Regions from separate parts of the Homo sapiens genome. Here region 1 is linked to region 2. A link is a loop called in an ENCODE intact Hi-C map of the cell type or tissue named here. Cell type or tissue: breast epithelium. All regions are shown on one strand. Links, peaks and the distances in the headings refer to the core of each region. The heading gives the core; the rest is flanking DNA. Region 1 has its middle 46 kb from the start of TPD52L1. Region 2 overlaps RNF217-AS1 (RNF217 antisense RNA 1).

Evidence for each region. Peaks named below come from ENCODE experiments on the same cell type or tissue, not always from the same donor. Only the 100,000 strongest peaks of a DNase experiment are listed, where the experiment ranks them.
Region 1: a loop joins it to region 2, with 19 times the contacts of the local background. A loop is called at or near these places in 1 of 110 quality-filtered maps.

Annotation. Positions count from the first base shown.
Region 1 is chr6:125,100,025-125,116,403 of GRCh38, forward strand. No RefSeq gene overlaps it. Among named protein-coding and RNA genes, the nearest start is that of TPD52L1, 46 kb to the right of the region's middle. RefSeq lists a silencer at 5,382-5,615. In breast epithelium, for the core only: no CTCF peak of the experiment used is centred there; no DNase peak of the experiment used is centred there.
Region 2 is chr6:124,929,984-124,946,362 of GRCh38, forward strand. RNF217-AS1 (RNF217 antisense RNA 1) reads right to left here. Exons shown (of 7, transcript NR_026876.1): 3 at 15,316-15,456; 4 at 5,025-5,134; 5 at 1,713-1,755. Among named protein-coding and RNA genes, the nearest start is that of RNF217, 24 kb to the right of the region's middle. In breast epithelium, for the core only: no CTCF peak of the experiment used is centred there; no DNase peak of the experiment used is centred there; H3K27ac peaks cover 1,731 bases.

The DNA.
Region 1 (16,379 bases), core at 7,735-10,234, 170 kb after region 2:
GCATAAAAGCTTTTTTTTTTCTTTTTTTGAGGAAGTAAATGTGTAAATTAAATTACTTTGGTGGGGGTTAGAAAACAGTTTTCCTCAGTGTCATGGTGACATCTTCCATCTGCCAGTTCACTTTTCATAAACCTGCTGATACATTTTCTACATCTCATTAAAAAGGTAACCCAAAAGAAAAGTAACGGGGGGAGAAGGAGATGAAAGGGAGAGAGAAAGGAAAGACAAAACGAAGAGAAAGTTAAAAAAAATAGACTAGGAAAGAGGGCCCACCAGGAACCAGGAGGAGCCCTGGGGATGGGGTCGGGACGAAAGCTGGCAAGAATTTCGGCTGAGTTCCTTTAACAAGTAGAAACGTGCGGGGTTGTGTGCGATTTTCCTGGAAAATCCTCACAACCCTATGAGATAAACATTATTCCCATTTCAGAGATGAGGAAAGTGAAGTCAGGACAGAGTTGCATCATCAATCTGATTTGAATACCAAGGGCAAGTTTTTTCCCACTACATCAGGGTATCCTGATCCGTTTTAAACTATTAGAATCACCGTTGTTGCATTATTTATTAGCCTTGACAGAGACTGAATAACCTCCCCCATCACAGAGTCTGCAAGGACAGAGGTGTGATCTAAACCTGGGCCTGGGAGCCCTGAGCTATCAAGCTAGACTGCTTCTCAGAGCCCTTCTCTTGTTAACCAGGGACTCTGAGGCAGGGTACCCAAACTGTCCTTTGACATCTGCAACTCTAAAAGAGTAATTGGAAATTGGGGAATAATAACACAACAGATAGAAGTTTTTGTTCCCATCAAATGAGACAGTGTATATGAAAGTACATAGCATAATACCAGTTATTTTCTTTCTGACATTCAATTCATTGAAAGTTTATTCAACATTACTTATTCAGTTTATTAGTAGTAGTAGTAGTAGTAAGCATGTTTAGGGCCCCTCCTGTGTTATTAGACATACCCTGTATGTGGATCTTGGTGAAGGCTGGGCTCCAATCCTGGTCTTGTGGAGAGTACTAGGCAAAGATTTAGGACAAATGGATTCCTATCTTGAATTCTTACATTAATTTGCTCTGTGATATTGGCATAGCCACATACCTTCCCAGACTTTGGTCTAAAATCAAGGAGTGCAAGGGTAGTCTCTAAGATCTCTTTCAGCAATGAAATGTGGGTCCATGTAACCTATATTTAAAGTTAGTTCCAACTGTTCAGTTCTATTATTTCTGTAATCCAGACAGGCCCTGTCAAGCAGCTGTGCATCTGCATACTCCCATAGGCTGGGTCTCTACCTCCTCCTCCTCCTCCTCCTCCTCCTCCTCCTCCTCCTCCTAACTCCTACTTCTCCATCGTCCTCAGCCCCAGCATTTTCTCCTGCTAGATGCCATCCTGCCTGTACCATCCAGGGTGCATCACCATGGCCCCCTCTGTTAAGGACTCTTTGTAAATCACCACTGAGCAAGGCACTTGTATTAGTTTTCTAGGGTAGAAGTAGCAAAATACCACAAACTGGGTGGGTTACAACAACAAACTTAATTCTCTCATAGAGAGGCCTGAAGTCTGAAATCAAAGTGTCAGCAGCACTGTTTCCTTCTGGAGGCTCTGAAGGAGAATCTGTTTTTTGTCTCTCTCCTCGCTTCTGGTGGTTGCCAGCAATCCTTGGCATTCTTTGACTTGCTGTATCTTCACTTCACTTCAGTCATTGGATATAGGACCCAACCTTATCCAGTGTCATCTTTGGGGCAGAAATGTGTTCTCTCTAAATTCATATGTTGAAGTCCTAATCCCCACAGCCTCAGGCTGTGACTGTATTTGGAGATAGAATCTTGACACAGGGAACTAAGTAAGGTAGAATGAGGTCATACGGGTGGGCCCTAACCCAATATGACTGGCATCCTCATAAGAGGAGATTGGGACACAGGCATACACAGAGGAAAGTTCATGCTGAAGACATAAAGAAAAGATGGCCAACTGCAAGCCAAGGAGAGAGGCCTCAGAGGAAATCAACCCTGTTTACACCTTGATCTTAGACTTCTAGCCTCCAGAACTGTGAGAAAATAACTTTCTATTGTTTAAGTCCCTCCCACTCCAGGTCTGTGGTACCTTGTTATGACAGCCCTAACAAAGGAATACAGACCTTCACTTAAATACTACAATTACATCCACAAACACCCTATTTCAAATAAAGTCACATTCTGAGGTTCCAAGAGGACATTAACTTTTGGGAAGACACCATTCAACCTATTACAGCACTTTTCACAGTTTCCTTCAGGTCTTTGTGTTCCTTCAAGGCAGGGACAATTATCCCCAACAGGGCACAAGTCCTGGCCCTTAATATGTGCTCTACAAAGGGAGAAGGAAGAAAGGAAGTAAAAAGTAAAAGAAAAGAAAGAGAGTAATAACAGAAAAGAGAGAGGAAGGAAAAGGGAAAAAAAAGGAAGGAAAGCTGCATGCTTTCCTAGTTTCCTCGTTTCAATTACATCCTTCAAAACAAAATACTGTTCTTCTTGAGCAAAAGATTTCTTAAAGCGTCTTTGAATTTCTGTGTGTATGCAATTTACTTTGAAACATGCAAAGGAAAGAAATAAGGGAAACGTGATAATATCCTGTTGCCTCATTGCTGGCCCTGAAAAACACTTCCAAGGGGTTGCCCAATTAAATATAATACACTCAGTTAAATTTTAATTTCAGATAGACAAGCAGTAATTTTTAGTATAAGTATGTCCTAAATGTGATATATATAAGTGTGTGTGTACATATATGTGTGTGTGTATGTGTGTGTATATATATATACACACATATATATATATACACATGTACACTAGACATGATAGAAAGAACATAGACATTGGGCCCATACAAATTTAGGCTCCAGTTTTTACTACCTTTTAGCTCAGGGACCTGGGGCAAGTTACTTAATCTCTTTGTATGTCAGATTCTTCATCTATAAAATTATAATAGACCTATGGGAAAGGGTTGTTGGGACTTTAAAATGTCTGGTATGTGCTGCTTCCGTAACTAGAACAGTGTCTAACACATAGTAATCAATGACTCAACAAATATTTTTGAAGGAATGAAAGAACACATTCCCTTCTTCCCTATATGGACTTCCCTGGAGGATTGGGACAGCCAACCCAACAATAGCAGGGGCCCTAGGACAGGCCACAGCACAGTCCAGGGAGCACCCCAGCCTTCCATGGTAGAAAACCCACTCCACATCCACTGTTCCTCGGAATAATCTGGTTTTAGGATGCAGGGGACATACAACCAATTTGATACAGGCAGAGTTTTCCTTCTAGAAAATGTGTGTGTTTTTATTACAGAACAAAGGCGACAACATCTTACACTAAAATTCAAAAGTCTGTAAACCTTAGAGAACCTATTTCCATATGTAATGCATTGAATTTAAAGGCACACTCCTATTTGTGAAGGTGATTCTAACTAATTTAAATGGACCTAAATAGTTTTTAAATAGCAATATAAGCAGATGCTATCTTATTAGAAAATCATTTGAGCAGCACATTTATTTCCTAGAGCTGGAATCAAATCGTTCTATCTCCTTCTACAGTATGCATTTTTATGTAATCAATTGGTAATAGTGAAAAATATCTTAAAAGTGCATTGTTTCTTGACAGAAGGCTATTTCTTTTCAGAAATAAAAATCATTGTGAAAGAAGATATTTATTCTTAATGCTACAACTGAAACTAGGGGTTTTGTTATTGACTTGCTTCCTAATCAAGAAACTTCCATCATATAAATAAGGTGGTCTGGGTAGTGAAATGAGCATTGATTCAGGAGTCGAAAAACCTGGTTTCTGTGCCTCCTCCTGGGTGCTGCAGCCTCGGACCAGGTGCTCAACCCTGGAGCCAAATTTCCTTCCCTTGACTATGAGGGGAACCAGCTCTCTCATATACTTATACCATATTATATAACCAATAATATGCAATAAAATCAAACTACAGCAATTATAATCCTCTTTTACAATTTTATAAAGTTAAATTTTGCTTTAACAACTATAAAATGGGAATAAGTGTACTTTGGATACCGTTCGTGTAGGAAGCCCAAAGTAGTATTCAATGAATGGAAACTCCCTTCCCCCTTCCCTCAAGCAAATCACTCTTAACCCAGAAAATGTTATTGACAACTGCTGGGTTATAATTGTGATTTTTTTCCCCCCCGCCCCCAATTAATATGCTTCCCATACTGGCCATTAATTCAACATTGAATGAACACATATTAGCTTGCCAACTTTGAATGTTGTTTTGCTCAGTTAGACATGATTTCATACCTTAAGACTTTTTAAGGCTTATATTTTTTAGCCTATCTACTATTTAAACTGGGTACAGGAAGTGCCAGTTTAAGGAGGACAGCCCCAAGAAATGGTCCAGGCATTTCATGAGGGAGATTGGATGATTTTCCCCTCAACCAGCGGCACAGAGGCCCTTTCAATGCCTAGAAATAGATCTCCTATTGAGCCTCTGTTTATCTCCTCTGACCATAAAAAGCAGCTGGCTCTGCAGGAAAGACTGGTGGCTGCAATTAACTCCAGGAGGCCAGAAGCCGAAATCCTGTGCAACACGAATAAAGGCTTCTCAAAGAACTTGTGGAGTCATGTTGCTAGCTCATTGCTAGAACCATTCAGTCTTCTGAGGAAGAAATCTGTGAGCTAAACACCAAACACATCACTGTAAAATTTCCTGTAACCACCAGCGGCACTCCAAATCATTCCATTATTCTCTGAGTTGCTTCACAGTGACTGGGTATTAAATCTGCTGTGTGGCTAAATGCTGATGGCATTTTGTTAAATGAAAAGCATTTTAAAGAGGATTGGTTGATCCAATTGTTCTCATATTCTATTACTTTGCATTCAAACTTAACTCAGTATTAGACTAATAGTAACTATGAAAATAAAAAGAAAGCAGAATCTGATTTTTTTAAGTCCACTGGAGGCAATAAGAAGTTTCTATTGGAACACTTCACATGTTGTTAAACAATTACCAGATTATTAGAAAACACTTTCAAATACCTCTTTGATCTTTGCTAAGAGCCCTGATGAACATTTTTCTTACTGCTTATATTCCCCACAGATAAAATACAAAGACCTGGAAAATAGCAATAATCTAATTATTAGGCATATGTCCAGGAACAGAAGTGAGAAGTAGTAAAGGCAATCAAATGTTCATCTGAAACCTATCCCAGATGAACAGTCCAACTTAACTTGGTGCTGTTATTCTTTTTTTTTTTTGAGATGGAATTTCACTCTTGTTGCCCGGGCTGGAGTGCAATGGCACGATCTCCCCTCACTGCAACCTCTGCCTCCCAGTTTCAAGCGATTCTCCTGCCTCAGCCTCCCAAGTAGCTGGGATTACAGGCATGTGCCACCATGCCCAGCTAATTTTGTATTTTTAGTAGAGACAGGGTTTTTCCATTTTGGTCAGGCTGGTCTTGAACTACCAACCTCAGGTGATCTGCCTGCCTCAGCCTCCCAAAGTGCTGGGATTACAGGCGTGAGCCACCGCGCCCGGCTGGTGCTGTTATTCTTAAACCAAAAAAAAAAAAAAGACTCCAAATCTTCAACCCAAAAATTTCTTTAAGGCTGAACAAATGTGTTTAAAGCTATAGGTAACCATAAGGTAACCAGAAATCTGAGGAAAGGTGTTGACTGATTACACTTGCTAGCAACTGATTGCCTCTATATGGCTGAAGTAAAAGGATGGAACTAGGAGGTATCAATACAGGGTGGTTGGGATAAGTATAACAATAAAGGTAAATATGGCTTTTTTTTTTTTTTTTTTTGAGACAGGGTCTCCCCCTGTAGCCCAGACTGGAGTCCAGTGATGCAATCATAGCTCACTGCAGCCTTGAATTCCTGGACCCAAGTAATCCTCTCTCCTCAGCCTCTCACGTAGCTGAGACTATAGGCATGCACCACCAACCCCAACTAATTTTTTTAGGTTTTGTAAAGACAGAGTCTTGCTATGTTGCTCAGAGTGGTCTCAAACTCGTGGTCTCCAGTGATTCTCCAGCTCCAGCCTCCCAAAGTGCTGGAATTACAGGTGTAAGCCACTATGCCTGGACCATAAGACAATTTTGTAGACATTTTAGGCAAAATAATTACATTAGCCTCCAATACACACACACACATACACACATATACACACACACATACACACACACACGCGTGCACACACACCCCAGACATAAGTCGTGTGTATGTGTATGTTCTAGAGCTTGCTTCTGTCGGTTTGTGAGAGTCGACTATGAGAGTCTCTTCTAGACTATGTTCAGTAACATCAAGTTGGCAGTTTGAAATTGGCAAAGATGAGAGTACACTTCTAAAACTGGCCAACTGTGCAAACCAGAGGGTTGCCTTTTGTTGTTGTTGTTTGTTTGTTAGTTTTGAGACAGAGTCTCTCTCTGTCACCCAGGCTGGAGTGCAGTGCTGTGATCATGGCTCACTGCAACCTCCGCCTCCTGGGTTCAAGCGATTCTTATAGCTCAGCCACCAGAGTGGCTGGGACCACAGGTGTGCACCACCACACCAGGCTAATTTTTGTATTTTTAGTATAGATGGTGTTTTGCCATGTTGCCTAGGCTGGTCTTGAACTCCTGGCCTCAAACAATCTACCTGCCTCAGCCTCCCAAACTGCTGGGATTACAGGCATGAGCCCCTGCATCTGGCCCAGATGGTTTTGTTTTTTTGAGGTTTTATCTTGTTTTGGGTAGAGTAAGGGTATCAGAGTAAGCTGCTCTCCCAGTACAATGGGTGGTGTGAGTGTATGTATCTATATGTATATGTACATATATGTACATGCCTGTACCCATATATAGACATACATATTAAAGGTATGTTTTATTTTAAAATTGTATTTTGGTAAAATAAATGATAAAAGTAGATTAAATTTAAAAAATAATTTCCTGGTTCCAAAAGTGAAACTATCCTTAGGAGCCCTTCTGTGAAGAAACAGATGTAAAATATGAGCACAATGTTAATGCCACCACCTGCCAATCCATAGATTAAGTAGGGAGGAAAAATGGAAGCTAGCTTATGTAATAGTCATATTACAGTTCTTACCACTTGTTACAGATGAATTGTGTCCTCCTACAATTCAAATGTTGTAGTTCTAACTTGTAGTATCTCAGAATGTAACTGTGTTTGGATGTGTAGTCTTTAAAGAGGCAATAAAGTTAAAATGAGGTCATCGTATTAGGCCCTAATTCAAAAGGACTGGTGTAGAAGAGGAGATTAGAACACAGACACATACAGAGGAACTCATACTGCCCGCTTCTTTAGGTAGTATGACTACTTTAACAACATTAATTCTTCCAGTCCACGAACGCAGGTTAGTTATCTTTCTATTTATTTGTGTCTTCTTCAATTTATTTAATCGATGTTTATAATTTTCCAAGTAGAGATCTTTTACCCATTGGTTAAGTTTATTCTTAGATATATTATTTTTCATTGCTATTGTAAATGGAATTGCTTTCTTGATTTCTTTTTGACAGTTGGCTATTAGCATATATAAACACTACTCATTTTTGTATTTTGATTTCGTATCCTGCAATGTTAATAAATTTGTTTATTAATTCTAACAGGTTTTTGGTAGAGTATTTAGGAGTACTGTAGTCATCAATACTGACAGTATTTGGTGGAGTATTTCTGTATGTAAGATATGTCATATGCAAAGAGGATATACTTCCTCTTTTCCAACTTGGATGTTTTTCATTTCTTTCTTTTGCCCAATTATTCTGGCTAATACTTCCAGTACTATTAATATGTTGTACAGAAGTGGTGAAAATGGGAATCTTTGTCTTGTTCCTGGTCTTAGAGAAAAAGTTTTCAGCTTTTCCCTCATTCAGTATGATGTTAGCTGTGAGTTTGTTATATATGGCCTTTATTGTGTTACGATACACACCTTCTGTGCCTAATTTGTTGAGAGTTTTATTCATAAAGTATGTTGATTTTTGTCAACTGCTTTTTTTGCATCTGTTGAAATGACCATATAGGTTTTGTCTTTCTTTTTGTTAATGTGATGTATCATGGTTATCGATTTGCATATGTTGAATCATCCTTGCAACCTTAGATGAATCCCACTTACTCATAGGGAATTATCTTTTTGATGTGCAGTTGAATTTGTTTTACTACTATCTTGTTGAGAATTTTTGCCTCTATGTTCATCCAGGATATTGGCCTTCAGTTTTCATTTTTGTTTTGTTTTTGTCCGATTTTGAAACCAGGGTAATGCTGGCCTCATAAAATTGATTTATTTATTTGTTTAGATATGAGCTCACTCTGTTGCCCTGGCTGGAGTGCAGTGGTGTGATCATGGCTCATTGCACCTTTAAACTTCTGGGCTCAAACAATCCTCCTACCCTAGCCTCTCAAGTAGCTAGGACTATAGGCATCCACCACCATAGCTGGCTAAGCTTTATTTTTATTTATTTTTTTATGTTTGTAGAAACAGGTCTTGCTTTGTTGCTCAGGCTGGTAGTTCTTCTTTAAATGGTTGGTAGAATTCAGCAGAGAAGACACAAGTCTAGATTTTTTTTTCTTTTGGATAGAAGACTTTTTACTACTGATTCAATTTCCTCACTTAACTATTGGTTTGTTCGTATTTTCTATTTCTTCATAATTTAATCTTGGTAGGCCGTATTGTCCAGGAATTTATTCACATATTCTATGTTCTCAAATTTGTTGGTATATAGTAGTTCATAATAGTCTCTTATGATCCTTTCTATTTCTGTGATATCAGTTGTAATATCCCCTTTTCATTTCTGATTTTATTTGTATCTTTTCTTTTTTTGTGTTGGCTAGTGTAGTTAAAAAGTTTGTTGATGTTGTTTATCTTTTAAAACACCAACCGTTCATTTCTGTTTTAGTTCATTCTCACACTGCTATAAAGATATTACCTGAGACCAGGTAATTTATTTAAAAAGGAGGTTTAATTGACTCATAGTCCTGCATGGCTGGGGAGGCCTCAGGAAACTTACAATCATGGAAGAAGGGGAAGCAGGGACCTTCTTCACAAGGCAGCAGGAGAGAGAGAGTGAGCAAAGGAAGAACTTGCCAAACACTTATACAACCATCAGATCTCATGAGAACTCACTCACTATTATGAGAACAGCATGGGGGAAACTGCCCCCATGATCCAATCACCTCCCACCAGGTTCCTCCCTCGACACGAGATAATAATTAAAGATGAGGTTTGGGACGGGACACAAAGCTTAACCATATCAATTTCATTGATCTTTTGAATTTTCTTAGTCTCTATTTCATTCATTTCTGCCTTGAGCTTTATTATTTCCTCCCTTCTTTCAACTTAATTTGAAAGAAATATAATTTGTTCTTACTTTTCTAGTTTTTTGAGGTTCATGATTTGGTTGTTAATTAGGAATATTTCTTCTTTTTGATGTGGCCATTTGTTGCTGTGCATTTCTGTCTTAGAACTGTTTTTGCTGTGTTCCATTGATTTTGGTATGATGTGCTCATCATTCTCATCTGTTTCGAAGAATTTGTAGATTTCCCCTTATTTCTTCATTGACCCGTTGGTTATTTAGGAGCATATTGTTTAATTTTCATGTATTTGTAATGTTTCTGAAGTTTCTTTTGTTGATTTCTAGTTTTACACCGTTGTGGTTCAAAAAGATGCTTGATATGATCTCTATCTTCTTAAATTTGTTAAGACTTGTTTTGTGGCCTAATATATGATCTATCCTGAAGAATGTTCCATGTACAGTTGAGAAGAACATGTATTCTGCAGCTGTTAGATAAAATGTTCTGTAAATATCTGTTAGGTTAATTTAGTCTAAGGTAGTTCAAATCTGATATTTCTTTATTGATTATTGATTTTCCATCTAGATAATCTGTTCATTGTTCAGAGTGAGGTGTTGAAGTCCCCTATTACTGTATTACACTGTATCTCTCCCTTCAGATCTAATAATATTTGCTTTACATATTTGTGTGTTCTGGTGTTGGGTGCATATATAGATATAATTGTTATATCCTCTTGTTAAACTGATTCCTTTATCATTATATAATGACCTTGTCGCTTTTTATAGTTTTTGTCTTAAAGTCTATTTTATCTGATGTAAATATAGCTACTTCTGCTTGCTTTTGCTTTCTGTTTGCATGAAATATCTTTCCCTATTCTTTCATTTTCAACCAATGTTTGTCTTTCAAGATGAGATTAGTCTCTTTTAGGCAGCATATAGTTGGGTCTTGTTTCTTTATCCATTCAATCACTCAATATCTTTTAAATGGATAATTTAATTCCTTTACATTCAAAGTTATTATTGATAGATAAGGACTTTCACAATTTCCTTAATTGTTTCTGGTTGTTTTGTAGATCTATTCTCTTTTTGTTTACTGCTTGGTTTGTTTTTTTGTAGTGTTAAACTTTGTTTCCTTTCTCTCTCTCATTTGTGTATGTGCTGTAATTTCTTTCTTTGTAGTTACCATAGAGTAACACAAAGAGTCTTGTAGATATAATAGACTATTTTAAGCTTATTAGAAACTTAACTGTGGTCATATAATAATACTCTACACTTCCTCCCCTCTCCTTCTCCCTCTCCCTCTCCCAAATAATTTACATTTGTTGCTTTAATGTATTTCTTCATCTGTTATGTGTCCCTTAGCTACTAATAGTAGCTGTTGTTTTTTTTGACCATTTGGCTTCAAACTTTCATACTAGAGGGTTAAAAGATTTACATAGCACCATTACATAACTGGGGTAATCTGAGTTTGATTTATGAGTTTATCCTAGTCCTGAGTTTTATACTTTTAGGTTTTATGACAGTGATTATTGTTGTTTCACTTTAGTTGTAACACTCTGTTAAGAATTTTTTGTAAGTCTGGTTGACATATTTTGGATATTTTTCCCCTCCACATATCCTGTTGAAATTTGATCCCCAATGTTGGATGTGGGGCCTTGTGGGAGGTGTTTAGGTCATGGGGCTGGATCTTTTATGAATGGCTTGATGCCATTTCCCCAATAATGAGCGAGTTGTCACTCTTAGTTTTCAGGAGATCTAATTGTCAAAAACCATCTGGCACCTTCTCTTCTCTCTTGGTCCCACCCTCATCATGTAACACACTAACTTCCCTTCACCTTCTGCCCTGAGTGGAAGCTCCCTGAATCCCTTACCAGAAGCAGATTCTGGCACCACACTTCTTGTATAGTCTGCAGAGCTCTGAGACAAATAAACCCTTTTCTCTACAAATTACCCAGCCCCAGGTATTTCTTTATGGCAATGCAAATGGACTAAGACACTGGTCTAGTGGTGATGAGTTCCCTCTTCTTTTCTGGACGTAGTGTTACTGGCTGACTTTCTTTTTTTCTTTCAGCACTTTGAAAATATGACTCATTCTCTCTTGACCTACAAGGTTTCTGCTAAGAAATCTGCTGATAGTCTCATGGGGATTCCCTTATATGTGACTTGACATTTTTCTCCTGCAGCTTTTAGAATTTGCTCTTTGTCTTTGTTTCACTATAATGTGCCTTGGAGAGGATCTTTTTGGGTTGAATCTATTTGGAAACTCTTGAGCTTCCTGAATCTGGATGTCCATATCTTTTCCAATACTTGGGAGAAGTTTTCAGTTATTATTTCTTTAAACAGGATTTTGTGCCTTTCTCCATCTCTTCTTCCTTGGCGTATCTATAATGCAAATATTTGTGCAGTTAATGATGTGTCGTAAGTCTCATAGACTTTATTCACTCTTCTTTACTTTTTTTTTGTCCACTGACTGGCTTATTTCAAAAGGTCTGTCTTCAAGTTCAAAAAGTATGTCTCCTTCTTGATCTAACCTGTTGTTGAAGCTCTCGATTATATTTTTTATTCATTTATTGAATTATTTAGCTCCAAGACTTGTTTGATTCTTTTTCATATTTATCTCTTTGTTGGATTTCTCTTTCAGATCATAAAAATTTTTTTGAGACTGTGCCTCACTCTGTCACCCAGGCTGGAGTGCATTGGTGTGATCTTGGCTTACTGCAACCTCTGCCTCCCAGGTTCAAGCAGTTCTTCTGCCTCAGCTCCCAAGTAGCTGGGATTACAGGCATGTGCCACCACATCTGGCTAATTTTTGTATTTTTAGTAGAGGTGGGGTTTCACCATGTTGGCCAAGCCTGACTCAAACTCCTGACCTCAAGTTATCCACCTGCCTCAGCTTCCCAAAGTATGGGGATTACAGACATGAGCCACTGCACCTGGCCATAAATTGTTTTCTTAATTCCATTGAATTGTGTGCCTGTGTTCTCTTCTATCTTACTGAGTTTCCTTAAGATTATTTTGAATCCCTTCTCAGATATTTCATAAATGTCTTTTTCTTTGGGATCTGTTACTTGAGGCCTATTTGAGTTTTGGGAGTGTCATATTTTCTTCCTTTTTCATGTTTCTTGTGTTTCTATATTGATATCTGCAAATCTACTATAAAAGTCACTTTTTCCAGTTTTTTGAAGTAGCTTTTGAGTGAGAAACTTTTTCCTTTAAGTGGGTTTTAGGATGCTGGTTGGCTGTAGAGTTGGATTTGGTTCTGCGTGAACTCGGGAGTGTGGTCTCTGTGTAGTTTCTTCCATTGTAATCCTTGTCAGATATGTCTGTGATTGCCTCAATGGCCTAGGCTGCTGGTGTTTGTGATGGTGTGGTTTTGCTGAAGATGGGGGCACCAGGCTGGATGTTGAGCCAGAAAAATATATTTGTGGAGGATTGACAGGTAGTTCAGTGGGCTCTTTGAGGAAGCAGTGGCAGCTGCTTGGCTGGCCGTCAGAGGCCAGGCATGGGCACTCATGGGTTCAATGGGGCCAGGCGGTTATGCAGTGGTCTGTTCAGGGGGCAGGGTTACTCCCAGACCTGCGGTAAGAGGCCAGGTAGGGGTGCTAGTGGGTGCATTGGGTGCATTCAAGACCAGGTAGCTCTGTGGTAGCTTGTCCAGAGGGATGAGGTTACTGCAGAACCAGTTGTCAGGCTGTGCATGGGTATTCATGGGCACAGTGGAGCTGGGCAGGATGCAGCAGTATATCCTGCAGGTCAGGCTGCCACAGGACCAGCTGTCAGGCCAGGTGGGAGCCCACAAAGCTTGCTGGATCTGCTAGCTGTGCAGTGTGGGTGTGTGCAGGCCTAGTGGCTGATAGGCTGTTCAGCAGCTTCTCCTGTATGCAGTTCCACCTGTTCTCTGGAGGGGGTGATATGCTGTATGGGTTCATATGCTGGGTTCTTGGCCATTCCATCTGGTTTGTACTCTAGACAGCTGGAACCATGGTGTTGCAGGCCCTTGTGTGAACACAGTGGCACAACAGCAGGGCCTCAGCAATGGAATCAGTTGCTAGTGACCATAGAGCAGGACACACTCTAATAGTAGTCCCAGTTTCAAGATGGCACCAAACTATAACAGTGTAGGTTGTGGTGGAGGGGCATGCTCAAGAAGGGTCTTACTATGAAATAGTGCAGCTGCGCAGACTCCCAGCTACACTGCAGACTTGATTCAGAGCCTGTGAGAACTGAGGTGCTCTCCTGTAGCAAGGACTGTGAGCATATGTGGAAGCAATGGAGGCCACTAGGGTTCTCCAGCTCACCTTTTCCTTGTAGAAAGAAGTTCCCTCTGACTCCCAGTTGATCTCTGTGTGGGAGACAGTGTGGCAGACAGTGTGGCAGAGGGAGGATGCCTTGCTTTCCTCTCTATGGTACTCTTCTGGGTTTTTGTACTCCACAGAGTTGTTGCTGTTCCCCTGGTGCTCTCAGCTTTCTTCCTCAGTCACTCTAGTTGAAATATAGTTGTTTATTCATTGTTTTTTTCCTTTCTGTGGGGAGGATGAAATCCAGGTAACTCTAATTGGCCATCTTGCTGATGTCACCCTCAGATGTTATGTATTTAATGCACATGAAGATGCAGAAAGAGATAAAGGGAGAGAATTTATTCTGAGATCCTTGAAAGGTCATTTGCCTTAGTAAAATATGAGGATTTAGCTTCAGACATAATTATCTCCATGAATAACTGCCTTACCATGTACTTTTGAGCAAATTAATTCATCTCTCTAAGCTTCAGTGTCTTCATCTACAAACAAGGAATGCAATATACCATAACTCACAGGGTTACTGCAGATTATAACTGAGGTCATTTACGTCGATGTCTTAGCACAGTGCATTGAACAATGTTAAATGCAAAAAACAAATCGAAACAAAAACAAAACAATGAAACATTGTTATTATCTGAAATAATCTCATTTATAGAATGGAGATAATAATAGTTACTTTTAATAAATATTGTGAGAAGAAAATGAGTTTATATATGTAAATTGCCTAACAAAGTGCTTAAAACAAAATAGCTAATCAAGAAATGATAGCTATTATCATCATTGAATTTACCATTGAAATAAAGTCATCTTTAACATGCTTATGTCTTAAAGTGTTTATGATTTGGCGCCCTCTGATGTTCATCATGGGCCCTGCAATTTTGAATCAGTTGATAAGTGTTAATAATGTAATCAGTTAGTGATGATCATTTACATGCTATTTTGCCATATCCAAATAAGCTGTTTTTATTTTAAATTTCTATTTAAGTTGGCTTACTTCTTAAGATAAACTCAATGTATTACACAAGCTAATTTTAATCATTATGATAGAAAACCAGTATGTTTTTAATACATGCTAAAATAAATACATAACTATTAACATAAAAAATTCTTCATTTGAGTACCAACTAGAATCATACCTCATACAACACTTTGGAAAAGCTAATTTTATATAAATAGGTTTTATGGTATAAGGGGTCAGGGAAGCTGTCACAAAAAAGTTATTTTTCAAAATGGAAGCAAGAATGATGAGAAGTTAGTTTGATAGGCAAGGAGACAAAGAACTTTCCCAAGAGAGACTAAAGTATATGTGAATGCAAAGAGTTGTGGAAACACTTGCCTCTTGGGGAAACTGCAATTTGTTATAAATGGCTGGACCCCAGAGTGCAATGAATGATTGGCACATCATTCGTTGGCACATCATGGCAATGCAGGGAGAGAAGTGGGCAGTGGCCCCACTGGGCAAGGCCTCTTGTGTCATGCAGAAGACTGTGGATTTGCTTACTGTAGATTCATCATTTCCACAAAAATAGAGGCTCATGAAATTTTAAGAAATATTCCCACCACCATTGAAATATGTGTATTTGTGGTGTGTGTGTTTGTGTGTGTGTGTGTGTGTGTGTGTGTGTGTAGTCAACTTTGGGAAATGCTGAGTTAATCCAAATTAAGCAGAATTTTGTTTTTATTATAGAAATTGTTATAATATAATAAAATTATAAGAGGGAGTGATAATATGAATATTTCACAATGTGTTTGATCTTGAAATCTGTTTACTTTTTAAAATGTTATCTGATTTGTTTTATTTATTTTAGAAGCAATATAGATAACATCAGGTAGATAAAATTTTGAGAAATGCCCTTGGGTTATGGAGAGTTTTTTTTAATTTATGAAGATAGTAATAACATGATTAGATTTGTGATAGTAATAACATTATTAGATCATGGATAACAATATGGTTGTGATTTTCAGGGGGAAAAAACTAGAGGCTGCCAAATAAACTAGATGATGGCTGGATCACCCCTAATCCACATGTAGAAAATGTAATACACTCACTGTGTATATCATGAATTTTAAACTATGAGAACATAAAAACAGATTTAGGGTATAGTACATTCAAGGGCAGTAGTTTATGCTCTTCAAAAAACAGACTCATTAAATAAAGCAATGGTCCTTGTTGGAAGAAATGATACTACCCAAGAGACAAAAAGAACTGACAGACTTCATAGAAAGATACATAAATATTACATGCCAAGGAGAAATTAGTACAACATTAAGCAAATTTGAGTAATAGCAAATAGAGAATTGTGATGATAGAATCAAACATAATAAATGCTCCACAACAATGCATAAATTACAGAATATAATAACTATAATTATTATAAATAAATAATGTATGTCAATATTCTGCTGCTTTTATTGAAAACAATAGATCTAGGTGGAGCACTCTAGCTTATGAATTGTTGAAATCAACTGTGACTATTATCATTGTGAGTTATTGAAACCAGATGAGGGAGTGAATGTGTGTGTGTGTGTGTGTGTATGTGTGTTAGTGCAGGTAAGCTAGAAATAGGGAGAGGAGGATGGAGAAGAGATAATAAGGTAGAAAGCACAATTCCTTTAATATTTGAGTCAAAAGGGAAGAATACTTTTTTCTACAGGCCATTGAATTATGCAAGCAGTTTGATGGATCTTGTTTGCTCTCAGATTGATTTTCTTCACCAGCATTTAGAGTGGCTGCTATATTCATGTGACAGTTATGAGGAATAATTATGTATTTTCCTTACTGAACTGGTTTAAAATGTCACATCGCATG
Region 2 (16,379 bases), core at 7,749-10,248:
CGTTAAGTGAATTCATTGTGCAAACATCATGGAGTGTACTTACAGAAAGTAGATACAGAACCTACTACACACATAGGCTATACAGTATAGCCTATTCTCCTAGGCTACCAACCTGTGCAGCATGTTACTGTACTGAATACTTATAGGCAATTGTAACACAATACTAAGTATTTGCATCTCTAACCATATCTAAACATAGAAAAGGTACAGTAAAAATAAACTATAAAAGATAAAAAATGACGCGACTGCATAGGGCACTTAAATGGAGCTAGCAGGATGGAAAGTTGCTGTAGGTGAGTCAGTGAGTGAGTGGTGAGTGAATGTGAGGACCTAGGACTCTAGACTTTATAAACACTGTACACTTAAGCTATACACATTTACTTAAAATATTTTTTCAATAATATATTAACCTTAGCTTACTGTTACTTTTTTACTTCATAAACTTTTAAATTTTCTAACTTTTTGACTATTTTCTAATCATACAGCTTAAAACACAAACACATAGTACAGCTGTACAAAAATATTTTTTTCTTTATATCCTTATTAATATAGTGTGGACATTTGTCCCCTCCAAATCTCATGTTGATATGTAATCCTCGATGTTGGAGGCAGGGCCTGGTGGGAAGTGTTTGTATCAGATTCCTCATGAATGGCTTGAGCTATCCCCTTGGTGATAAGTGAGCTCTAACTCTAAGTTCACATGAGATCTGGTCATTTAAAAGCATGCAGTACCTCCCCCATGCCCCACTCTCTCTCTCGCTCCTGCTTTCGCCATGTGACGTGACTGCTGCCGCTTCACTTTCTGCCATGATTGTAAGCCTCCTGAGGCCTCGCTAGAAGCTGAGTAGATGCACGGGCCATGCTTCCTGTAAAGTCTACAGAACCGTGAGCCACTTAAACCTCTTTTATAAATTAGCCAGTCACAGGCATTTCCTTATAGCAATGTAAGAATGGCCTAATACACTTATTCTATAAGCTTTTTTCTATTAAATTTTTTTTTTACTATTTAAACTTTTTTGTTAAAAATTAAAACACAAACACACACACATTGGCTTAGGCCTACACAGGGTCAGGATCATCAATATCACTGTCCTCCACCTCCACAATTTGTCCCACTGTGAGGTCTTCAATGGCAATAACATGCATGGAGCTGTTATCTCCTATGAAAACAATGCCTTCTTCTGGAATTCCTCCTGAAGAACCCTCCTGAGGCTGTTTTACAGTTACTTTTTTTTAAAAAAATAATCAGAAGGAGTACACTCTAAAATAACAAGTATAATATAGTAAGTACATAAACTAGAGTCATTTATTATCATTATCAAGTATTATGTACTGTACATAATTGTGTGTGCTATGCTTTTATACGACTGACAGCACAGTAGGTTCATTTGTGCCAGCATCACCACAAAGACCTGAGTAATGAGTTGCACTGTGATGTTAAGATGGCTACAACATCACTAGGTGATAGAAATTTTTCAGCTCCAATAAAACTACCATCACATATGTGGTTCGTCATTGACCAAAATGCTGTCGTGCAGTGCACGCTTTATTTTTAAGAGCTTATCACATATTCAGCTATGTTCATCTTCAACAATGTAATACTTTAGTGCTCTGTAAAAATTCTCTTTGTAATTCTATTCCTTGAGAGTCATGATACCTGCATTCTGCCTTAGCTCTTTCACTTTGTATATATGAGTATTTATGTCACTTACATGTCGTAAAATCCGATTTCTCATATTCTTTTCAGCTCAGGACCTAAAGCCAAAAAGACCTAAGTTTGAATCCTGTCCCAGATATGTAACAACTGTAATAAAATAACACATTTTAAACTTCTATAAGCTTCAATTTGCCCATGTGCAAATGACGATAATAATAGTATTTTCCTAATAAGGTTAGTATGAAGACTAAATGAAACAATGCGTGTAAAAGAACTTGTAATGCAGAAGTCATAGTAAATGTAAAATAAATCTTATTATTCTTATATAAGTGAAAACACATATGTTTTTGCAAAGTATTAATTTCTGCCGTTACGGATGTTATATCCTCGTGGGGGCGGCAGGCAATAGATAATATAATTCCAGGTAGTGGTAAGTGCTGGGCAGGAAAATAAAACGGGAGAAAAATGTCAGACAGCTGTGTGGAAGGTTGTTCTAGACAGGGAAGACCATTCTGCTGGGGCAACATGTGCACAGAGATCTGCCTGGTGCGCAGACATCAGCCATGCTTACATCTGGAGGCAAAGTCCAAAAGGCCCCAAGAAAAATATTTAGTCCCCAAGGAGGAAATTAACTTGGGGAAAAGGGAAAATATCTATGGTGGAGTCAGAGGAGAGAAGGGTCACCTAAGAGGAATCAGGCCAACCTTACAGGCCATAGGAAAGACTTTCTATTGAACTTAACTTTGGAAAGCCATTGAGCAATTTTGAGCAAGAGCAGAACTTGATCTCATTTATTTTTAAAGATCATTCCAGGGGCTGCCTTCAGTTACTCTATTACAAATCATAGCTGTACTTTTTGGTATTCTTTCTATCTTTCTTGTACTTTTGTGTCCCTTTACCCAAACACCAATTTTCTTTCTGAAAAGGCTCCTGGGTCTATCTCAAAACATCACCAGGAGAAAAATAAATTTATATTTCTGACTGGGAAATAGGCTCGGTTTTAGTACGTCTTAGGATAAAATTGTATTTTTTGGAATGGAATATGCTACACTGACATTTTTAAGATTAAACTGTATCGTTTTAGTTATGCCAATACAGCTTTTAAATAAGTTTTCTCCATATCGTTATCAATATTTACCATATTTCTCAAATATTCATATGAATGTATTCATTTGGAAATTTTTGGGAGCTAATTACCACAATTATACCTGTAAAAACTTGTATGTCCTCTAATCACAATGCTGCAAGTTTATAACTGTTTTTAACATTAGTGTTTATATAATTTATTTTTAAGGTATAATTTCATATTCTCTGGTTTATTTAGCACTTGATCAAGACCCAAGGAGTCAGTTTAACTGACTGTGTGACAGCAAATTTCTTAACCATTTATGACTTTGGTTTCCTCATCTACAAAATAAGGATACTAGATTGAAAGTGATGGGGTTATTTTTCCTTCCACAAATGTTATTGTAAGCATTCAACCAAGCATTTATATATAAATTGTATGCCATTTATTCATTTACTCGGCTAGTCTTTTCATTTAGTCTGGCTTTCCAATACTTCCCTTAACTTTTGATATTTTAATTTTTCATATAGTCTCTTCTTTCTTAGTTAGTATCTGACTAGCTTCATATAGAGTAAAAATAAATTTTAAAAATTTTAATTATGTGCTGGTTTTTCTTACATTCCCCAAAATTAGCTTTCTTAATTTCCCTATATGACAATATATTGCCCATAGATTATCAATTGAAAATTAAATCTTAAATAAGTCCTTGGGAAATAATGTAATGGCATTATATCATTACTGAATAAACCAATTTTGCCTAAAATTGGCTCCTAAACATTATGATTTTGGACTTACACCAAGTCTTAGGCTCTGAAATGGCACTCCCTCCAAAGCTACTCAGATGGTCTAGATTCTAGACTAAGAAAAGAATGGAAGAGAAGAGAATACTCCAAATGCTGCTGTGTTTCTTTGCCCCTATTTTAGGAGCCTAGATCTAAAGATTTCTTAATTTCCCTTCTACTTCTATGATAAGGTACCTACAAAAGTTGGAGTTAATCCAAAGAAAAGCAATCATTGGTAGCAGATTTAGTAAAAGGAGATCTTAAAAGGCTAACTACTCAATAGTAACAAAAAAGGGGAAATTAAGCAATGCTCACTACATGTCTGGAAAATATTAAATGATGCAGAACAATGGGAAATTTATACAGGGTATAAAAGCATAAATCAGGAGTCAATGAAAGGGACATATAAGCAGACTAGATTCTGGACGAGCATTTCTCAACTCTCACATGCTGTGTCTCATGGTGTTGCTGGGAATGTTCTCGGAACTGTGGAATTTTTCAGTGTGAAAAACTCATTTCTGTTAGAAATGCAGCTACATAATATTATAATGTGAGCACTTAGAGTAGACTTGACGAAGTGGGATACAGCTAGCACTAAGGAAAAGATAAGAAGGCATAATGTCCAAACAATATTGAAGAAAAATTATGTATTTACAAGACTAGACAAGAAATTTGCTTTGTGACTATAAGACAGAATGTAGAACAGCAAAGAGTTTTTCTCAAAGGCACGGTTCAGAAAAGCAATCAAATAAATAATGTACTATCTATGGATGCTTTTCTAAAGTCTGTGAGATCTTGTTATAAGCAGAAATGTTTTTATTGTAAATTTTTCTGATTTGTTTTGAGACTTTCAAGTGTTACAAATTTTCAGCAACAGTTGTATTCAAAAGGGTGTCCCACACACAAAAAGGCTGTCAACCAATTACATAGAAGAGTGATTTTAATTCAGGGTGGGGGAGATAAGCATCACCACATCCCTAGTTTCTTACATATAGCCCAAGCGACCAGGCCACCATGATTTTTCCCAGAATTATTGATGTGTTGAAGCAAAAAAATTATTTTTTTTTTGTTTTTTTTTTTTTGAGACAGAGTCTCACTCTGTCGCCGAGGTTGGAGTGCAGTGGCACAATCTCGGCTCACTGCAAGCTCCGCCTCCCGGGTTCACGCCATTCTCCTGCCTCAGCCTCCCGAGTACCTGGGACTACAGGCACCCGCCACCACGCCCAGCTAATTTTTTGGTTTTTTTTTTTTAGTAGAGATGGGGTTTCACCATGTTAGCCAGGATGGCCTCGATCTCCTGACCTCGTGATCCACCCACCTCAGCCTCCCAAACTGCTGGGATTACAGGCGTGAGCCACCGCGCCCAGCCAATTAAATTGTTGTAAGTTTGAGAAAAATGTGCTCTAAAAAATATTTCTAACATTGTAATCAATCTGTGTGTTAGTCCTTTCTCACACTGCTATAAAGAGTACTACCTGAGACTGGGTAATTATAAAGGAAAGAGGTTTAATTGACTCACAGTTCCGCAGAGTGAACAAGAAGCATGGCTAGGAGGCCTCAGGAAACTTACAATCGCGCAGAAGGTGAAGGGGAAGCAGGAGCCTTCTTCACAAGGCAACAGGAAGGAGTCTGTGCAAGAACAAGGAAGTGCAACACTTTAAAACCATCAGCTTTCATGAGAACTCACTCACTATCAGGAGAACAGCATGGAGGAAACCGCCCCCATAATGGAATCACCTCCCACCTGATCCCTCCACTGACACATAGGTATTACAATTCAAGATGAGATTTGGGTAGGAACACAGAGCCAAACAATATCAATCTGTGATTACCTGATTAGCTTTAAAAAAAAAAAAAAAAAACCACATCATGAAATTATTTAAAACGAAATTGAAGGGATCTGTAGACCATATGTCCTGGCAATTAAACTGTTCATAAGAAATAGTAATGAGTCTATAAACTATAAGTTTTTTCCTTATTATTCAAAGATAATATAATTTTGCATTTAGTTATGTCACTTCAGGCTCTAACTAACTTATTGAAATGTAACTTTATTTAAAGAGTCATATTACAATTTGCACAGAAGCTTTTTTTTTTTTTTTTTTTTTTTTTTGAGACGGAGTCTCGCTCTGTCGCCCAGGCTGGAATGCAGTGGCGCGACCTCGGCTCACTGCAAGCTCCGCCTCCCAGGTTCACGCCATTCTCCTGCCTCAACCTCCCGAGTAGCTGGGACTACGGGTGCCCACCACCATGCCCGGCTAATTTTTTGTATTTTTAGTAGAGACGGGGTTTCACTGTGTTAGCCAGGATGGTCTCGATCTCCTGACCTCATGATTCACCCGCCTCGGCCTCCCAAAGTGCTGGGATTACAGGCATGAGCCACCACACCTGGCCAGGATAACATGAATTTTTTTAGGAAGCAAATAGATTATATGAGATAAGATGATAAAGGAAGTTTTATTTTACCTACTCATATAAGAGTCTTCTTTTTAATCTAATTCTGAAGGAGAATTTTGCCTGAAGAAAAGAAATGTAATTAAATGGTAAATTTAAGCCATCTTAGGTGCCCATACACATTGTCCATATTTAATTGCTTAATCTGATTATATTCTAGAATACTTTTAAAATTGTTAATATTGTGAAACATCCTGAATGATGAAAAGAGGTTTTATAATATTGCTACTCTTAATGAATGTTTTACAAATGTTCAGTGCTTAATAAGGTTTCAGGTAAGAAAAAAATACAAGGGAAATGATAAGAATAGCTGTTCCGTTGAGAATTATACAATATCTAATTTGGATAACACAGTGACTTAGTCTTAATTTGTTCCAACATTCACTTGTACATTAGAATGAACAGCTGGTTAATTTAATAACTTCTGTTATAATTCATTTGCTTCTTTGTTATAATTTTTGTCTGCTTGTTGTTTGTCACTTAATACCATGGAAATATTTAATTCTTAATATAAATATAACATTTAAAAATTGCACAAATATTTCCTTCTTCATGAAACAAAAAAAAATGTTTCTAGTATTTGGATTATTCTCATGTGATTGTAGCTCTCAATAAATTGAAATCTCATTTCTGACTTCTAAAACTTTTCCAAAGAACATAAAATTGGGCAAAATTATTTCATTCTGATTCCACAATTCTACTACTAAAATTAGGTTCTTATTTATTTGTTCATTTTAGTTATGGCATAAAGTCAAGATGACCTATTTGTGAAAGTTTCTTCCATTTCTTTCCCAAAGCAGGCCCTTATAGACAACAATAGTTTCTCTCGTCTCTTTATTTTTTTAAGGTCTCTGATGAAATTCTGTTGCTTTTATAACTAAATTCTTGAAGCATAAAGTCCGGTGTGCCAGAAAGCATTTACAGGAGTAAGTATAACACCTCAAACATTATGATATGGGACGGAACTGTTAGGTACATAGAAGAGTCCTCGTTAACTGGATCTGCAGTTCAATCAATGCACTATAATCCAACTGTTTCAAATTATTAACGGGAGACTTTAAAAACCATAGTTTATTAGAAAGGTGCATATGAGACCTTAGACATATTTCCTCTAACTACTAATCTGTAGCTTGGTATTTTAATTTCTTGTACCAATAAAATCATGAATGCCTATGGAAAGCAATTGTTGAGTAAAATAATATGTTATTGGCTATCATAATATTGTTCATCTACTAAGCAAATTAATATCTATAATAGGCAGTAGATTAATATCTTTAATACACCTAAACCAGTAAGTAGAAAAATCACCAAAGATTATTATTAGGACTCTCTCTCTCTCTCTCTCTCTCCTTCTTTCTCTAGGCTTGTGGGCCTAAATAAAGAAAACATGCTTCTCTCTATACCATATCATATTATTTATGGAAATTCTTTTTTATCCTATCCTGACAGTAACCAAAATCATTGCCTCAACTCTCCCTTCTGTTTTGACTGTGAAGTTTTGGTTTTTAACAGTAAGTATAACTTAGGAATTAACCAAGTTGGAAAATTTTTATTTGTCATTTATCTTCCCTTTTAGTTTTTGAAAATTCTTCTAAATGTGTTCTGTGTTTTGTTTATTTAGCAGTCAAGAAAAATTGCATAATTTTTAAATGGAAATAACTGAGAAATTCTGAAATCATTAAGGGATTTCAAAATGTGGAAACTTTAAGAACAGAAATGTTCTGGACTAAATATCTAAACAGGAAAGCTAACAAACTGATTTTTTTCATTTCTGTATTTTATTTTATTTTTTATATTCAAGTTGTCTTCTGTGAAGGATGACAGAATGTTAGATCTCAGCGAGATCTTAGAGGCCACCTAGTTCGGCCTCTCATCGCTCAAACATGAGAACTGAAATCATGAAAGCTACGTAACTTGATTCAATTATATAACCAATTGATGACCAATTTGGCACTAGAACACCGTGTTCTTTCCACTCAACCCCAACTTGAATGAACTAATTAACTTCTTTGAAAAGAGTTATAATTCTGTTTGCTTTTATACACTCATCCCAAGGGTCTAATGTTCCAAGAAAGCTTGCTCTCCTCCCGGTTACCTTTACAAGACACCTTGGGTAGATTTTCAGTAGACACATCCTTCTTCCCTTCTTAAGGTAAGAATGGAAGGGTGGAATTGTTATCTACCATATCCTACCTTTTTATCTATGGACATTGTGCCTTCTCTGAGATCTCTTCAATATATTCCAATGAACTAGCATCACCACCAGGCATTTTAAAATGACTTTGGGAGTGGTGCAGAGGCAAGATGATAGCAAAAGAGAAGGTACTGAAATGTAGGAGGTTATCAGGAAATAAAATGAAGTGCAGATAAATGAAGAACATCCAGATACAATTACATTTGAAACCAATAAATCTAAGGTAATAGAAATACATTTGTGTGGATGTTCCATCTGGAAAATTAGGTCAAACCATTTAGTCCATTAAATCACAATAATTTATCCAATATTTTGCTTGCTAAGGAAGTAAAGAAGGAATTTTTAATGCCAAATATATGGCTAAATACTCTGTTCCAGAACATTTTGTAATCATGTTTTGATTGCACAGTTTCAGAGAAACTGCTTTTCCTATCCAAATCCACTGCTGTTAACTCCTTAAAATTATATCCTGTTTCTGTCTTAATAACTTCCCCACTCCCACCTTCCCCCTTCCTCTAAGTGAATACTCTCCTGTTTTGCTTCTGCCTCTCCTAATTTATCTCACAGAGTTCCTTGCCAGGATCTTCTGCTCCTCTTGGTACTCAACTGGTAGTGAGAATTTTACCTCACAGTTTCATCCCCATGTTACTGAATCCCAACCTGAGCACCTCGTTTCTTTTTTTTAAATTTCAGTAGTTTTGGGGAAACAGGTGTTTTTTAGTTACATGGATAAATTCCTTGGTGGCAATTTCTGAGATTCTGGTGTGCCTGTCACCCGAGCAGTTTATACTGTACCCAATGTGTGGTCTTTTATCCCTCAACCCCCTCCCACCCTTCCCCGAGTCCCCCAAAGTCCATTATATTATTTTTATGCTTTTTTACTCTCATAGTTTAGCTCCCACTTATAAGTGAGAACATACGATATTTGGTTTTCCATTCCTGCGTTACTTTCCATAGAATAATGGTCTCCAACTTGACCCAGGTTGCTGCAAATGCAATTATTTCATTCCTTTTATTAGCTGAGTAGTATTCCATGGTGTATATATACCACATTTTCTTAATCCACTCTTTGGTTGATGGGCATTTAGGCTGTTTCCATGTTTTTCCTATTGTGAATTAGTACCCTGTTTCTTACTACAGAGTAGTTCTATATTTCCAGCTGCCTAAAGGGCATCTTCTCTTGGAAGGGCAACCATTAAACAATCAACACACAAGGCCAGGTGCGGTGGCTCATGCCTGTAATCCCAGCACTTTGGGAGGCCAAGGCTGGCAAATCACTTGAGGTCAGGAGTTCAAGACCAGTCTGGCCAACATGGTGAAACCCCAACTCTACTAAAAATACAAAAATTAGCCAGACGTGGTGATGGGCGCCTGTAACCCAAGGCACTCAGGAGGCTGAGGCAGGAGAATCATTTAAACCCAAGAGGCCGAAGTTGCAGTGAGCTGAGATCACACCACTATACTCCAGCCTGGGTGACAGAGTGAGACTCCGTCTCAAAAAAAAAAAAAAAAAAACCACAATCACTACTGAGGAGACAAGGGTGCAGAATTTTAAAGAAAAATAAGAAAAAAGCCCTAACCTCAAAGTACTTAAAATTATCTGTAGATCACAATAGATGGACTAACAGAGAAACTGAAAATAACAAGAAGAGATTAGTGGGTGATAATATTTGAAAGGTAAGTGAGGTTGCAGACTGCAAATGTTCTCAAGACTCCAAAAATCGGTGTAAATATCAACAGGTGATGAGAGAAGACTGTCTTCTGTCTTTAGTCATTCATTAAGCAAATATATTGAGGCATGTAAGGCCTAAATATCAAGCATTCTTCTAAACACTGGGGCAGATTTTACGGTAGTGAAAAACTGCCACAAGGTTCTATTTCATATGGAGCCTTCATTCAAATGAAAAGTCAACAAATAAATAAGCGAAATAAATAAAAAAGATAATTTCATCTGGTGATGAATGCTATGAACAAAATAACTCTTAGTGATGTGACAGAGAATAACTGAATAACTGTGGAGGTTATATTTCAGCTGAGACCTGGATTCAGAGAAGGAAACAGCCATGCCTAAATGGGGCTGAATGGGGGTGGGGAAAGTACATTCTAAGCAAGGGTAATAGCAGGTGCAAAGTCCCTGAGATAGAAATAAGCTTGGCATATACAGGAGTCTCATAGGTATACAGCATAGTGTGAGAAAATGAGAACACTATGGGATGAAGTCAAGAAAGTAAAATGAGCCAGATCATGTTTTTGCCCAAATAAGAGGTTTCAATATTTATTCTGACTGTTCATGATAACAATAAATTGATAGCACTTCATTTTACAACATAAACAAATCTACTGAATATGTCATTAGAAATAGGATAACTAGCAAATAAAGCACATATTCAGAAACATAATATCTGTTAGTGTTTTAACCAGTATTCTTTAAGGCTCAGAGACATGAAGATGGTCACTAGAGAAATGTGGTATTTGCAGACTAGTGATGCTTCAACAGAAGCTAGGTTAAATATATACCCAAGCCATCTTTTGCTTAAAGCTTCAGTTTTCCACGTACTTTGACACCAGGAAGGGAGATGTCCTAGAAAAGGACTTCAGCAATTTGGTACCTGAGAGAGCCTCTTGGAAATTGGTCTTTGGATCAAATTATAAATTAATAAATTGATATTTACTTTGTTTTTCTTTTGTGGAACTCTACTTTGAATTTTCTTAGCTATATTTCATCATGTAGGAGACTAGTTAGACCTGAGTGAATTAACAAAGTTTATTCATTTATTCTACAACAAACATTGTGTTCTGATCATATAACTGATCTGATGCTGTAAGCTTCAGTTATAAGATGTATAAATAATGGCCCTACCTTCAAGGAGTTGATGGTCATGGGGAAGAGCGATGAGCAAACAAATAATTACATGACAGTGAAAACTGCTGTGTTGGAGGTAAGCAGTAGACAATGTGTGTAGAATATTGATACCCAGGAATAACTTCAAATCAAGCCAGAAAAGACAGGAAAAATGAGGGAACCCCTTGCTTAAAGACACAAATATTACAACTCATTAAACATTTTTTTTAAAAAAACTAAGAACATGGTGCTGTTGATAACCAATAAAATACAATGCAATACAATGAAAATTTTTATTTAAAAATGTATATTTGGAGAAAGAAAATCTACCTAAAATCAGTAGGTAGATTTAGTGAATGTTAGATTAACTTAAAATATTTGTCTGAAAATATTTCATGAGAAAAGTCATACCTTCTGTGATTGCTCACACATATGATGCATGTCATAGACTATGCCATCTGTTTAGCAAATCATTCATTGTCTTCTGGTTCAAGGGTAATTGTGAGATAGTGTACTGATAGCTGGAAAGTCCCTTTTCAAAGTAGTCTGGAAGAGATGCACAGGTGCAACAATTTGCAATAATATTTTTAAAACAGAATATATTCCACTCTTTCATGTCTAAATTCCTATAGAGAGCCAAAGAGAGCAAGAAGATATTTGTTAATGGATAATGCCTTTGAGGGACTTGGAGCTTATTCCTCATATGAGAACCAATCAGGCCACATTTCTCCCAGAGACCATCTTCTCTAGTTTTCACTCTGGATTAAATCTGAATTTCTGTAGAAAACAATTAGACTTAGTTTGTGCTTTTCTCTCCTTTTCATGAATAATTTAGTTTATCTGTAAATTACTAATTGGGTTGTTGATAATTTTAGATTAATATCATTAGAATTATATTTTAAGATTATAGAGATTAATATGGAATTGAAATTTCCCCTGATGCTTATTTAATTGAATGGGGCACAAAGAAGCTTTCTAAAACATCTTCAAGCAAACCCAACAAGAGCTTTAAATAAGATTACATTTTAGTCATTCTCACAAATAGTTCTGATTTTGTTCCAACATTTTAACAATTTTAAATTGTTTCAACAATTTTATGAAAAGTTTTAAACATAAAGAAAATTGGAAAAAATATTATGGTAAACACTCACATACCCACCACCTAAATACTACCATGAATATTTAACTATGTTTATTTTTCATTTATCTATTCATCTATCCATCTTTCCATTCATTAATCCATCTGATGTTTTTGATATAATTCCAAATAAATTGCTGACATCTGTACACTTCCTTTAAATACTTGAGCATGCATATTTAGAATATTTTTTAAATTTATAAGCATTGGCAAATGTATGTATTGATATAACCCAACCCTGTACAAAGACTTTATCATCCCCTCAGAAAGTTCCCTCACTCTCCTTCCCAAGGAATCCCTTCCTCTACTGCCAAGGACAACTATTGTTCTGATTCTTTCTACTATGTTTTATATTGACCTGTTTTTAAAACTTCATATAAATGGGATAATATCGTAGGTGCTTTTTTGTAAGGTATCTCTCACTTAGTATAATATTTTTAAAATGTATCATGTTAATGTGTGTATCACTTGCTTATTCTTTTTTTATTGCTGGATAATATTACATTATGTAAGTATACTACAGGCTTTCAGATACATTTCCCTATACTTCCAGGTTTTGACTATTATGCATAAAACACTTGTTTTTGTTTTCCTTGGGTAAATAGGTAGAATTGGAATTATTGTGTTATAGGGTAGGTATGTTTAGTTTATATTCAATCGTTAGATCTTTTCATGTATGAGAATTCTACTTGCTCTGCATCCTTAACAATATTTGATATTATTAGTCTTTTTAATTCTACTCATTTTGACAGATGTGTAGCCCCTTGAGGTTTTAAAATGTATTTTTCTGATGACTAATGATGTGCACTTTTTTGTGCATGTCATTCATCCATATATCCTTTTTGTGAATTTCTCTTTTCAAATCCTTTACCTATTTTTTATTGGATTGTTTAACATTTTTATTATCGAGTCATAGGAATTACTTACATAACCTGGCTACCAGTCTTTTTTTTTTTTTTTTTTCTGAGATGGAGTCTCACTCTGTCGCCAGGCTGGAGTGCAGTGGTGTGATCTCAGCTCACTGCAACCTCTGCCTCCCAGATTTAAGCGATTCTCCTGCCTCAGCCTCCTGAGTAGCTGGGACTACAGGCACGCACCACCATGCCCAGCTAATTTTTGTATTTTTAGTAGAGACCAGGTTTCACCATGTTGGCCAGGATGGTCTTGATCTCTTGACCTCGTGATCCACCCACCTCAGCCTCCCAAAGTGCTGGGATTACATGTGTGAGCCACCGCGCCCAGCCAACTTATGTAACCTGGATACCAGTCTTTTATTATCAGATATGTTTTTAAAATATTTTCTCCCAGACTTCAACTTCATGGTTCATCTGTTCTTTTGATGAGCAGCTTTTAAGTTTAACAAATTGATAATTTATAATTTTCATTACAGTTGTTACTTTCCATATCTAAGACATTTTTGCCTATGCCCAAGTCATAAAGACATTATTTTTTGATTTCCTTAAAATCCCAATGATTTAGGCTTTTATATTTAGGCCTATAAGACATTGCAAGTTAATTATTATATATGGAATAAGGTGCAGATGTACTGTCATTTTTTTCAAGATTAGTACCTAGCTATTTCAGCATCATTTATTGAAAATACCTTATTCTTCATAGTATTGCTTAGAGACTACTGTCAAAAGTCAAATGGCTGTATAAAGCATGTGCTTATTTCTGTGATATTTATTCTGTTCCATTACTCTATTGGTTGAACCTTATGCCAGTATCACACTGTCTGGATTAGTGAGAGATTTACAGTGAGTCATGAAGTTAGGTAATACGTTCTCCAACTTTGTTCTTTTCCAAGACTGCTTTGTCTATATCCAGGTCCTTTGAATTTCCATGTAAATTTTTGAATTAACTGGTCATTTTTTACCAAAAAAAAGGTCTTTGCAGTGTGTTAAATCTATAGATGTATTAGGGAGAATCAACATCTTTACAATAATGAGTCTTTCATTTCATAAACATACTATATCTCTATTTATTTAGCTCTTATTTTATTTCCCTCAGCAATATCTTGTAATTTTCAGTATAGGAGTCTTCTACACTTTTCTTAAATGTACTGCCATGTATTTCAGTTTCTGATACTGTTGTAAAATTTTCAGTTTCATTTTATGATTGCTTATTGCTTATATTTGAAAATACAATGAAGTTTGCATATTAATTTTGTAACTAACCTATGGCATTGCTAAATGCACCCATTATTTCTAAAAACTTTTCCATAGATTTTGTAGGATTTTCCTTGTAAACAATTATGTCATCTACGATTTTAAAAAAAAGCAGACTAACTTCTTCGTTTCCTCTAATATCACTATTTTTTTCTTGTTGCACTGGCTAAGACCTCCAATATAATGTTGAATATAGATGGTGAGAGTGGACATCCTTCCCTTGTAATGCAGGACATTATAAAACTGAAAAAAAGAAGGGAATAAACTCAGAATAAAAAATAATTCCCAGAAAGCATTGTTATAAGTTTTGCTTTAAAGACTATGTAATTTAAATAAATTGAAAATAAAACATTTTATATTTCAATAATACAATATTTAATATTTCTGATCCTCTTAATATTTTAGGATAACAATTTCTTTCTGGTATCATTTCTATTCAGCCTGAAGAACTTTCTTTAGCACTACTCTAGTAGAGGTAGGTTTATTGGTGATGATTTATCTTAGTTTCCTTTGATCCAAAATGTCTTTATTTCACCTTTACTCTTGAAGGATATGTTCATTGAGTGTAGAATTCTAAGTTGACAGTTGTATGTTCTTATTGTTTTACACTTTAAACATGTTGTTCCAATATATTTTGGCTTCCATAGTTTCAGATAAAAAGGTCAGTAATAATTTGAAGCAGTGGTCTCCTTTATGTAATGTATAAGTTTTCTCTGGTTGCTCTAAAAATGTTACTTATATTTGGTTTTCAGCAACTAGACTATGATAAGCAAACATTGAATTTTCTTTATATTTATCCTGCTTGAAGTTTGTCAAAATCCTTGATTACTAAATTAGGGAAACCTTGAGATATTATTTTCTTAAATATTTTTAACTCCATGATCTCTCTCCTCTCCTTCTGAGACTCTAGTTACTTGCGTATGAGATATTTTGCTCTTCCCTTACTGGTTCCTGGGGCTTTTGCTATTTTAAAAAATGTTACCCTCATTTTCAGATTAAATAATTTATATTTACCTGTCTTCAAATTTTATTGGCTCTTTCCTCTGTCATCACCTTTCTGCTGTCATTCCCAGGAAATGAATTATTAAATTTCATATATTGTCTTCTTCTGCTAGAATTTTTATTTGGTTCTGTTTTCAAGTATCTGTAGTTTTGCTGAAATTTTAAAATTTATTATGAGATTTTCCTTCAACTCACTGAGTATAATTAAAATATCTGCTTTAAGTATTTGTCTGCTAATCCCAACAACTGGGTTATCTTGTGGTTGCTCTCCGTTGATTATTTTGCTTTCTGAAAATGGATCACATTTACCGTGTTGTTAATGTCAAAGAATTTTGGATTTTATCCTGAACATTGGAAATACCATGCTGTAAAAACTCTCAATTCTTTATATTTCTCCAAATTGTTGATATTTGCTGCTTTAACAAGCAATTAACTTGGCTAGATTCCAACTATCAGTGCTGTCTCTTTGTAGCAGCTTGCATCTCAGTTTAATTATTTTATTATTAGCTTAGCTGCCTGCAGTGTGCCCCGTGCTTCTGTGTTTCAGGGTCAGGCAGGGATCTTGGCAGAATTAATACACAGAATTTGTGGTTTACCCTTCTTGTTCTCTCTTTCTGGGATTTTCTCTTCATTTTCTGGCAGTTGATGTTGCCCTAAACTTTGTCCTCTGGGAATGTAAACCCCTGATTTTTCTATCAAGGTTTCTGCCACCCTGTACAGTGTAGACCATGGCCAGTCCCTAGGTAAAAGCCATGTAAGTAGAAGACTCATTATGAGCCAGTTAATTCTTTATGAGCTACTTACTTCTAGAATATGCCTGCTTTTGTACACTGTCCGGAGCTTTCAGGTAGTGTGTGTGTGTGTGTGTGTGTGTGTGTGTGTGTGTGTGTGGTTTCTACTTGTTTAATTTTGGTTTTGATTCACTATGCAGCTGTTGCATGAGGAGGGTCAATCCACTAGGAGCTCACATGGCCTTGAAAGCCAAATTTGGTTGTCAGTTTTTGGAATTTTAAAAACCTATAGAATTGTTAAGCCTCTAGAAGAAAAATATCAATTGCAGTGTCTTAAATGTCAAG